Linked DNA regions of Homo sapiens: regions 1 and 2 are each linked to region 3. Evidence: read pairs that join two places in POLR2A ChIA-PET (ENCODE). Cell type or tissue: GM12878. All regions are shown on one strand.

Region 1 (2,500 bases), 100 kb after region 3:
CTGTAGCCCCAGGAACTCTGCCAGTAACTTCGGACCTGCCACTAGAGAACAGAGTAAGGTAGTCAGAAGCACAGAGTGATGGATCTGAGCAACGATAGGATAATCTTATAGGTGTTTTATGTTTAGGAAAGTTTTGGAGCCTCTTTTCATTTATTGAAAGATTTAATAAAAAGTAGACATAAGGGGAATGGATTAAGTGATGATGCCTTTTATGGAAATGTAGATGGTCCATTTGACTTTTGTGGTTCTTTCAACACTTGTGGTTCATTCTTCTCCATTTACATTGGATCATTGGGTAAAGTAAGCAACTAGATGCACTGGTCAGTAGTTTATCCTTCTTGCTGGTTGTCAAAATGCCTTTTATACTAACTAAGGTTCCATTTTTGTGTCTTTGGTCCTGAAAAGAATGGCCACAGGGACAGTAGTATAATTTATGGAGGGAAATAATTGTCCTGAAAGGGTTAAGACCTAAACCTTAGGGGGTAAGTTAGAAGGATAATCCTAACAGGTCAGTTGCTGATGTTTTGATTAGATAGTTTCAAAGTGAAAAGGTTAGAAGGTATTCTTACTTGAGGTTTTATTTTGTTTAATGTTAATCAGCAGAGTCTTTGAGGCTTGTAATGCACTTCTGTTAACAGGCATCAAGGGAAATTGCTTTTTTTGTTGTTGGTGATTTGGGTGGGCTGAAGATTCATTGACTCCATGAAGAAGGAAGCTTAGTACTGCATGAAATGGGAGTCTGTGAGGCAATTCTGAAGGTGAAAGAAATGTTAGTTTAAAATTAAATAACTCAACCTCAGATGAACCATTTTAACTACTGCCACATACACTCAGTCATACCTTTACCCCTTCTCAAAAGCCAGTATTTTACCTGTATGCCTGAAGGTTTCCCAGGTAAAAGCAATTACGAATATGATGGTTTTCTTGTCTTTAATCTCAGATACCTGAGAACATACTCTGTAGTATATTGCATAGTAGTATATCACTGGACTGGTCTAGGAAAAGGGAAGCTGCCTTGGGGGAAAAAAAATTCCTTAGGGCTAGTTAGATGGTATACAGGAAAACAGAGAGGAAAGTTTTGGAAGTGAAATTCAACCAAAGAAACTACTACTCAGAGAGGTTGGTCTCTTGCCCAAAGTCACACAGTTAATAAGTGGAGGAATCCAGATTTTTTCAAATCTCCTTTCTCTAAAGCCTTGCTGTTTTCTGTATGAACCATGTTGTTCGGGGAAGCAATGGTATTTTAACTGGGCCTTCAAGGAAAAAGATGACTTAGGCTTTTTAGTGGTGATAACATTCTATGTGAAGAGATCCAGGTAAACAAAAGCAAGACATCCAGGTGTAAATATTTAGTAAGCATTTGAAAATACAGGGCTACAGCTCTTAATGAGGTTGGAGCTTAAGATCCAAATTTTTTACTAAGCTTGAGAAATTCACCCACAATCAGACTCGTTAATGTAAATCTGGTAGTCTTATAAGAGTAGTTTTAGGGTGAAACCTTCAAGAATCTTCATATACATACATATATGTGTGTGTGTGTGTGCGCGTGTGCGCGTATTGAGTATAACAGTTATGTTTCCTCCTTCCTTGGAATGAGAGTTACAAAAACAACTTTTGCTTGTTTTTCCCTGTTCTGCCTGAAAGATGTACATAGCAGCTTTTAGAGATAGCCTGCTTCCTTCAGGTATCTCAGTAATGAAACAATCGCCATGTTCTGAGCTTCTGAATGAAACTATTTATTTATTGTTTCATTAAAGACTCGTAGATGCTTCTGTCCATGGGAGATTGCATTTTGGAGGATTTGCTTTAGCTTTATATTGGATATGAGGAGGAATCCACATTTTCTTTTTCTTCTTCTTTTTTTTTTATTTCTTAAGACTGGGTCTTGCTCTGTCACCCAGGCTAGGGAGCGCAGTGGTGTGATCATGGTTCCCTGCAGCCTTGACATCCCTGGCTCAAATCATCCTCCCATCTCAGCCTCCTGAGTAGCTGGGACTACAACAGGCACATGTCACCATGCCCAGCTAATTTTAAAAAAAAAAAATTTTTTTTTTTGTGCTCCTGAGCTAAGCACTTCTCCCACTTCAGCCTCGCAAAGTGCTGGAATTACAGGGGAGAGCCACCGTGCCTGGTCCACATTTTCTCTTAAGCTATATTGCCTACATTGTTAAAGGAACATTTCCATGCTTATCTTTAATGCAAGTTCGACATTAACTATGTGTCTCAGTTAACAACCACCCGGCACTTGGGAAAAGAGAGCTGCTTTGCAGAGTCATGAGTCAGAGAGAATAAGTTTACAATGGACCAAGAAATCCCCAGCCGGTTTACTGTTCATCCTTACTGTTCCATCTATCCACTTCATTTTGCTTCAGCCTGTATAAGTGACCTCTATCTTCTGCAGTCAGAAGTTGACAGTTGCATTGGAGGGTGGCCCAGATTCCTGCTCTTAAAGGTGCATTGGGCACAGTGCCATCCCTCACTGTGGCTGGCTTTAGCAATT
Region 2 (2,500 bases), 110 kb after region 3:
CGGGGGCCTGTAATCCCAGCTTCTTGGGAAGCTGAGGCAGAAGAATTGCTTAAACCCGGAAGGTGGAGGTTGCAGGGAGCTGAGATCGCACCATTGCACTCCAGCCTGGGCAACAAGAGCAAAACTCCGTCTCAAAAAAAAAAAAGGAAGAAAGAAAGAAACTACCAGTCAGCGTCAGGAGCAATGGCTCATGCCTGTAATCCCAGCATTTTAGGAGGTGAGGAGGGAGGACTGCCTGAGCTCAGGAGTTTGAGACCAGCCTGGGCAATCTGGCAAAACCCCATCTCTACAAAAAATACAAAAATTAGCCAGACATGGTGGCACATGCCTGTAGTCCCAGCTACTTGGGAGGCTGAAGTGGGAGGATTGCTTGAGCCAAGGAGATGGAGGCTGTAGTGAGCCATGTTTGTGCCACTGCACTCCAGCCTGGATGACAAAGTGAGACCCTGTCTCAAAAAAAAAAAAAAAAAAAATACCAGTCAGGTATCCTGTAGAATGTCCCCTGTCTGATATTTTTCTTGTGATTAGATTGAGATATTAAGTGCCCTTCTCATCAGATCATACCAAGGGTTACATGGTATCTACATGATATCACTGGCAATCTACAGCTTCATCATTTGGTTAAGGTAGTGTTTACCAGGCTTCTTTGCTATAAAGTTACTGTGTTTCCCATTTGCTACTCTAGTCTTTGGCAATAAATCACTAAATCTAGCCCACCCTCAGGAATGAGAAATAAACTTCATTTCCTATAGGGAGAAGTATCTACATATATTATTTGAAATTGTTCTATGAGAAAGATTTGTTGGCCAGCCGCTGTGGCTCATGTCTATAATCCCAGCACTTTGGGAGGTGGAGACCTGTGGATTGCTTGAGCCCAGGCTTGAGCCTGGGCGACATGGCAAAACCGTGTTTCTACCAACAAAATACAAAAATAATTAGCCGGGCATGCTGGCACATGCCTGTAGTCCCAGCTGCTAGGGAGGCTTAGGTGGGAGGATCGCTTGAGCCTGGGAGGTTAAGGATGCAGTGAGCCATGATTGTGCCACTGCATTCCAGACTTGGTAACAGAGTGACACCCTGTCTAAAATATAAATATAAATAAATATATATATATATATGAAAAAAAGAGATTTGTCTCTCTCTATGAATCATTTATATTCATATGGACTCATGTAAAACCCTGATCTAAAACCTGTGTTCTTTTTGCTACACCAGGCAAGAAATGACAAAGACCTATACCAAGGCACTGGTTTCAGGGAAATTTATTTCAGATTTCAGAGATTTTTAAGAGGTAGATTTGATAAGACTAGGTAATTTTGGATGTGACTAAGTGATGGAGAAGGGAGTGTTTTAAAATGACACTCAGCTTTTGGGTTGAATGGCCGGATATAAAATTTTGGTTTGAAACTATTTACTAACAAGTATGAAGATTGCTTCTATTTAGCCTATATGTTGTTGGCCCAGCTTTACTGAGTGCCCTGTTCTCCCAAGTCAGACAAGACAGCTTTTCTTTCTGATTGAAGCACCAGGGCCCCCTAGTGGACAGCCCTCTGGGTTCCCTTTCTCATCTGAAGGACTCAATATTTTTGTTTGGCTTTGGGTTTTTTCCGTTAGTTCATTTGCAGAGCAGAGATGCTTGATTCTATTTTCTGTCTAATAGTAAATCCTTCCCACTTCAGAGTTATCAATTCACCCCCATTTGTGACTACCTCATGTTCAATAAGAGGAAGTTACCCAGTCACAATCGGTCCCATGCTCTAGTACTCTAAACCAGAGGGTACTTGATCCTTATTTTTTAACAGATGTATCCACCTCTTCTATCTGGCACCATATTAATACGAATTCTTTGTTTCAGAGCCATCATCAACCACTTTAACCCCAAAATTGAGTCCTACGCTGCTGTGAATCACATATCCCAACTGTCAGAGGAGCAGGTAAGCCACTACTTTCCCCAGATGACCTAGTTGGTGGCTAGGATCAAGCAGTTGCCTTCTCTCTGATGGCAGGGGGATTCTGTGACTGAGCTTTTGTGGTAGTGACCAGGGCCAGGCTGCTGAGAGGAATTAGTGTGGGGTTGGTTGATAGTACTTTTAATACAGAGTGATGCTGTCTGCGTTTGTGCCATCTGAAGGGTTTGTTAATTATATAGAAGATATGTAGGTGAAAATCTGGTGAATTATTTGTTTTAGAGTGTGATAAGGCATTTCTTTTTTTAAAATTTTAGGCAGAGAGTCATTTTGATTTTTGAAAATAAGAAATGAGAACTTAGAAATGGATGAAACTGCCAATTAGAAAAACCCTGAGTTCAGCTTAATTTGAAGCTATTTGGCTCGTTAAAACATGAGCCCTCATTGGGACAGATTTTCCTTAGTAATTGAGTTCTCTTTGCCTTGAGCAATTATTTTTGAGGAGGTTTTTCTGTGGTATGGACTGAGTTAGAGATGCAGATAGCCTTGTGTCTTTGTTTTCTTTAAATCTGGCCTGATTTCCCCTTCTCCCA
Region 3 (2,500 bases):
TTTATTTATTTATTTATTTATTTATTTATTTGTGACAGAGTCTCGCTGTGTCACCCAGGCTGGAGTGCAGTGGCGCCATCTCGGCTCACTACAACCTCCGCCTCCCGGTTTCAAGCAATTCTCCTGCCTCAGCTTCCCTAGTAGGTGGGATTATAGGCACCGACCACCATGCCCAGCTAATTTTTGTATTTTTAGTAGAGATGGGGTTTCACCATGTTGGCCAGGCTGACCTCGAACTCCTGACCTTAGGTGATGTGCCCAACTCGGGCTCCCAAAGTGCTGGGATTACAGGCGTGAGCCACTGCGCTTGACCTGTTCATCTGTTTTCAGTCTACTATTACTTTCAGTTCCCTTAAGCGGGGAAGGGAAGTCTGCCACTTAATAGTGGTAGAATTTGAATATAGTTCTGCCTTAACATTTTCCCCTCTCTATCATGGGTACGTCCAGCCTAAAGACTTGTTCTCAAAATTCAGCAAGATTTCTCCTTGTTAGGGAGGAATCTTCACTGATTTCAAGCAGGAGACCCATCAAAGTAAAACTCATTTATATTCAATACAGATCTTTCCTTCAGGTAGAAATCGAAGTTTCTTTAAGAAGGGCCTTAAACTCTTTGGGGATACTTGGGGCAGGAAGTGGAATCAACATACCCTTCCCAGGATGTTGGGAGAAAAAGCACCGTTCTTGGAGACTGGCCCTAGATAGGAGAGCAGGTCACTGGGCTTAATTTGGGGAATAGGAAGGGGGCTCTACAGGCTTAGGAAGAGTAGATAAAAGTTTTGTGATGAGCACTTGGTCCTCCCTCTGTTGTGGAAAAAGCTTATTTAGTGATTTTTTTGCCTGCTGGCAAATTGGCTATGTGGGTAGAAGTGTTAGATGGAATATGTTGCAGGCTAAGTGCATTTTATCTGTTCTATTCCAGTTATAAGTTCTGTGGAACTCCCACTGGATGCAGATGTACAGACCAGTAATCTACTGATAACCTTTTTAAAGTATAGCTCAATTGTCATGCAGGACACCAAAGGTAAGCCATAGCTATTTTGGGGGCTCAGGAAGTCAAAGGTGTGGCAGGCAGCTAGCATCAAAGAGCAACATTAATATTTTGAAGCTTTGACAAGATGAACTATTGGGGCCTTGTGTACATGGTCTTCATTGCTGGAAAATAGTGATGTCTCACCTAATTGCTAGATGGCAATTAGGTGGTGTTGGGAAAACCTGAAGCTGGAGGGGAGTACTCAAAAATAGAACAGGAAAAAAATTGGTCTCTTTGAAAGCTAGCAAATCTTCTTAGCAGATCTTGGTAAGTAGATGCAGACTCTTATGTGTGGGAAGTGGAGGGATTAGCACGCTTCAGGGAATTCCCTTTTGAGGACAGGAACTGAAAGCATCAGCTCGTGGTGAGAATTAGAGGACTGTCGTACACAGTACAGTAGGAAGAGGTGAGATTCAGAGGGACTCTGTTCTTGAACACTTAAAATAGAAGTGTCAATACCCATCCTAGAAATGCAAGAGTGGAAGTGGGAGAGGATTGAGTGTTGGAAAAGTTTGAGGTTTTGTTGTGTGATTTCCTGTTTTTCCTCTGTTTGTGATTTTGCCATGGCCTTTTACTTGGTGGTAGAGTAGTGGAGTAGTTGTCCTAGGATTGAGAAGGGGTTGGAAGGAGACACAGCAAATTCTATCCAGTATATATCTTAGTTTTGTTTTTTTTCCCCTACTTAGCATTTTTCTTTATACAGGATTTATGTGAGTGTTCACAATTTTTATGTTTGTTTTTATTGTGGTAAAGTATATATAACAAAATTTACCATCTTAACCATATTTAAATGTACTATTTAGTTGCATTACCTACTTCCATATTTTTGTACAACCATCATCACTGGCTGGGTACGGTGGCTCATGCCTGTAATCCCAGCCCTTTGGGAGGCTGAGGCGGGAGGATCACTTGAGGCCAGGAGTTCAAGACCAGCCTGGCCAACATGGTGAAACCTTGTCTGTACTAAAAATACAAAAATTAGCCGGCCGTGGTGGCATGTGCCTGTAATCCCAGCTACTCGAGAGGCTGATACAGGAGAATTGCTTGAACCCGGGAGGTGGAGGTTGTAGAGAGTTGAGATCGCGCCACTGTACCCCAGCTTGCATGACAGAGTGAGACTCCATCTCAAAAAAAAAACAACAAAACTATCATCACCATCCATCTCTAGAACTTTTTATTTTTCTGTTTTTTGAAGGCAGGGTCTCAGTCTGTCAGCCAGGCTGGAGTGCAGTAGTGTGGTTTCAGCTCACTGCAGCCTTGACTTCCTGGGCTCAGGTGATTCTCCCACCTCAGGCTCCTGAGTAGCTGGGACTACAGGTGTGCACCATTATACCTGGATAATATTTTTTTTGTGTGTGTATTTTTTGTAGATACGGGGTTTCGCCATGTTGCCCAGGCTGGTCTTGAACTCCTGGGCTCAAGTGATCTGCCCGCCTTGGCCTCCCAAAGTACTGGGATTACAGGTGTGAG

What was found. Peaks named below come from ENCODE experiments on the same cell type or tissue, not always from the same donor. Only the 100,000 strongest peaks of a DNase experiment are listed, where the experiment ranks them.
Region 1: POLR2A ChIA-PET joins it to region 3 with 10 read pairs; 16 of 35 experiments call an interaction of 5 or more read pairs at or near these places.
Region 2: POLR2A ChIA-PET joins it to region 3 with 12 read pairs; 16 of 35 experiments call an interaction of 5 or more read pairs at or near these places.

The regions. Positions count from the first base shown.
Region 1 is chr10:101,897,732-101,900,231 of GRCh38, reverse strand. All of the region lies in intron 23 of ARMH3 (armadillo like helical domain containing 3), which reads left to right. Among named protein-coding and RNA genes, the nearest start is that of KCNIP2, 55 kb to the right of the region's middle. In GM12878, no CTCF peak of the experiment used is centred here; no DNase peak of the experiment used is centred here; H3K27ac peaks cover 170 bases.
Region 2 is chr10:101,888,846-101,891,345 of GRCh38, reverse strand. ARMH3 (armadillo like helical domain containing 3) reads left to right here. Exons shown (of 26, transcript NM_024541.3): 24 at 1,856-1,934. Among named protein-coding and RNA genes, the nearest start is that of KCNIP2, 46 kb to the right of the region's middle. In GM12878, a CTCF peak has its summit at 1,537 (motif pointing left); a DNase peak (open chromatin) is centred at 1,525; H3K4me3 peaks cover 525 bases; H3K27ac peaks cover 1,461 bases.
Region 3 is chr10:102,000,492-102,002,991 of GRCh38, reverse strand. ARMH3 (armadillo like helical domain containing 3) reads left to right here. Exons shown (of 26, transcript NM_024541.3): 15 at 920-1,021. Among named protein-coding and RNA genes, the nearest start is that of ARMH3, 54 kb to the left of the region's middle. In GM12878, no CTCF peak of the experiment used is centred here; DNase peaks (open chromatin) are centred at 391 and 1,351; H3K4me3 peaks cover 590 bases; H3K27ac peaks cover 2,383 bases.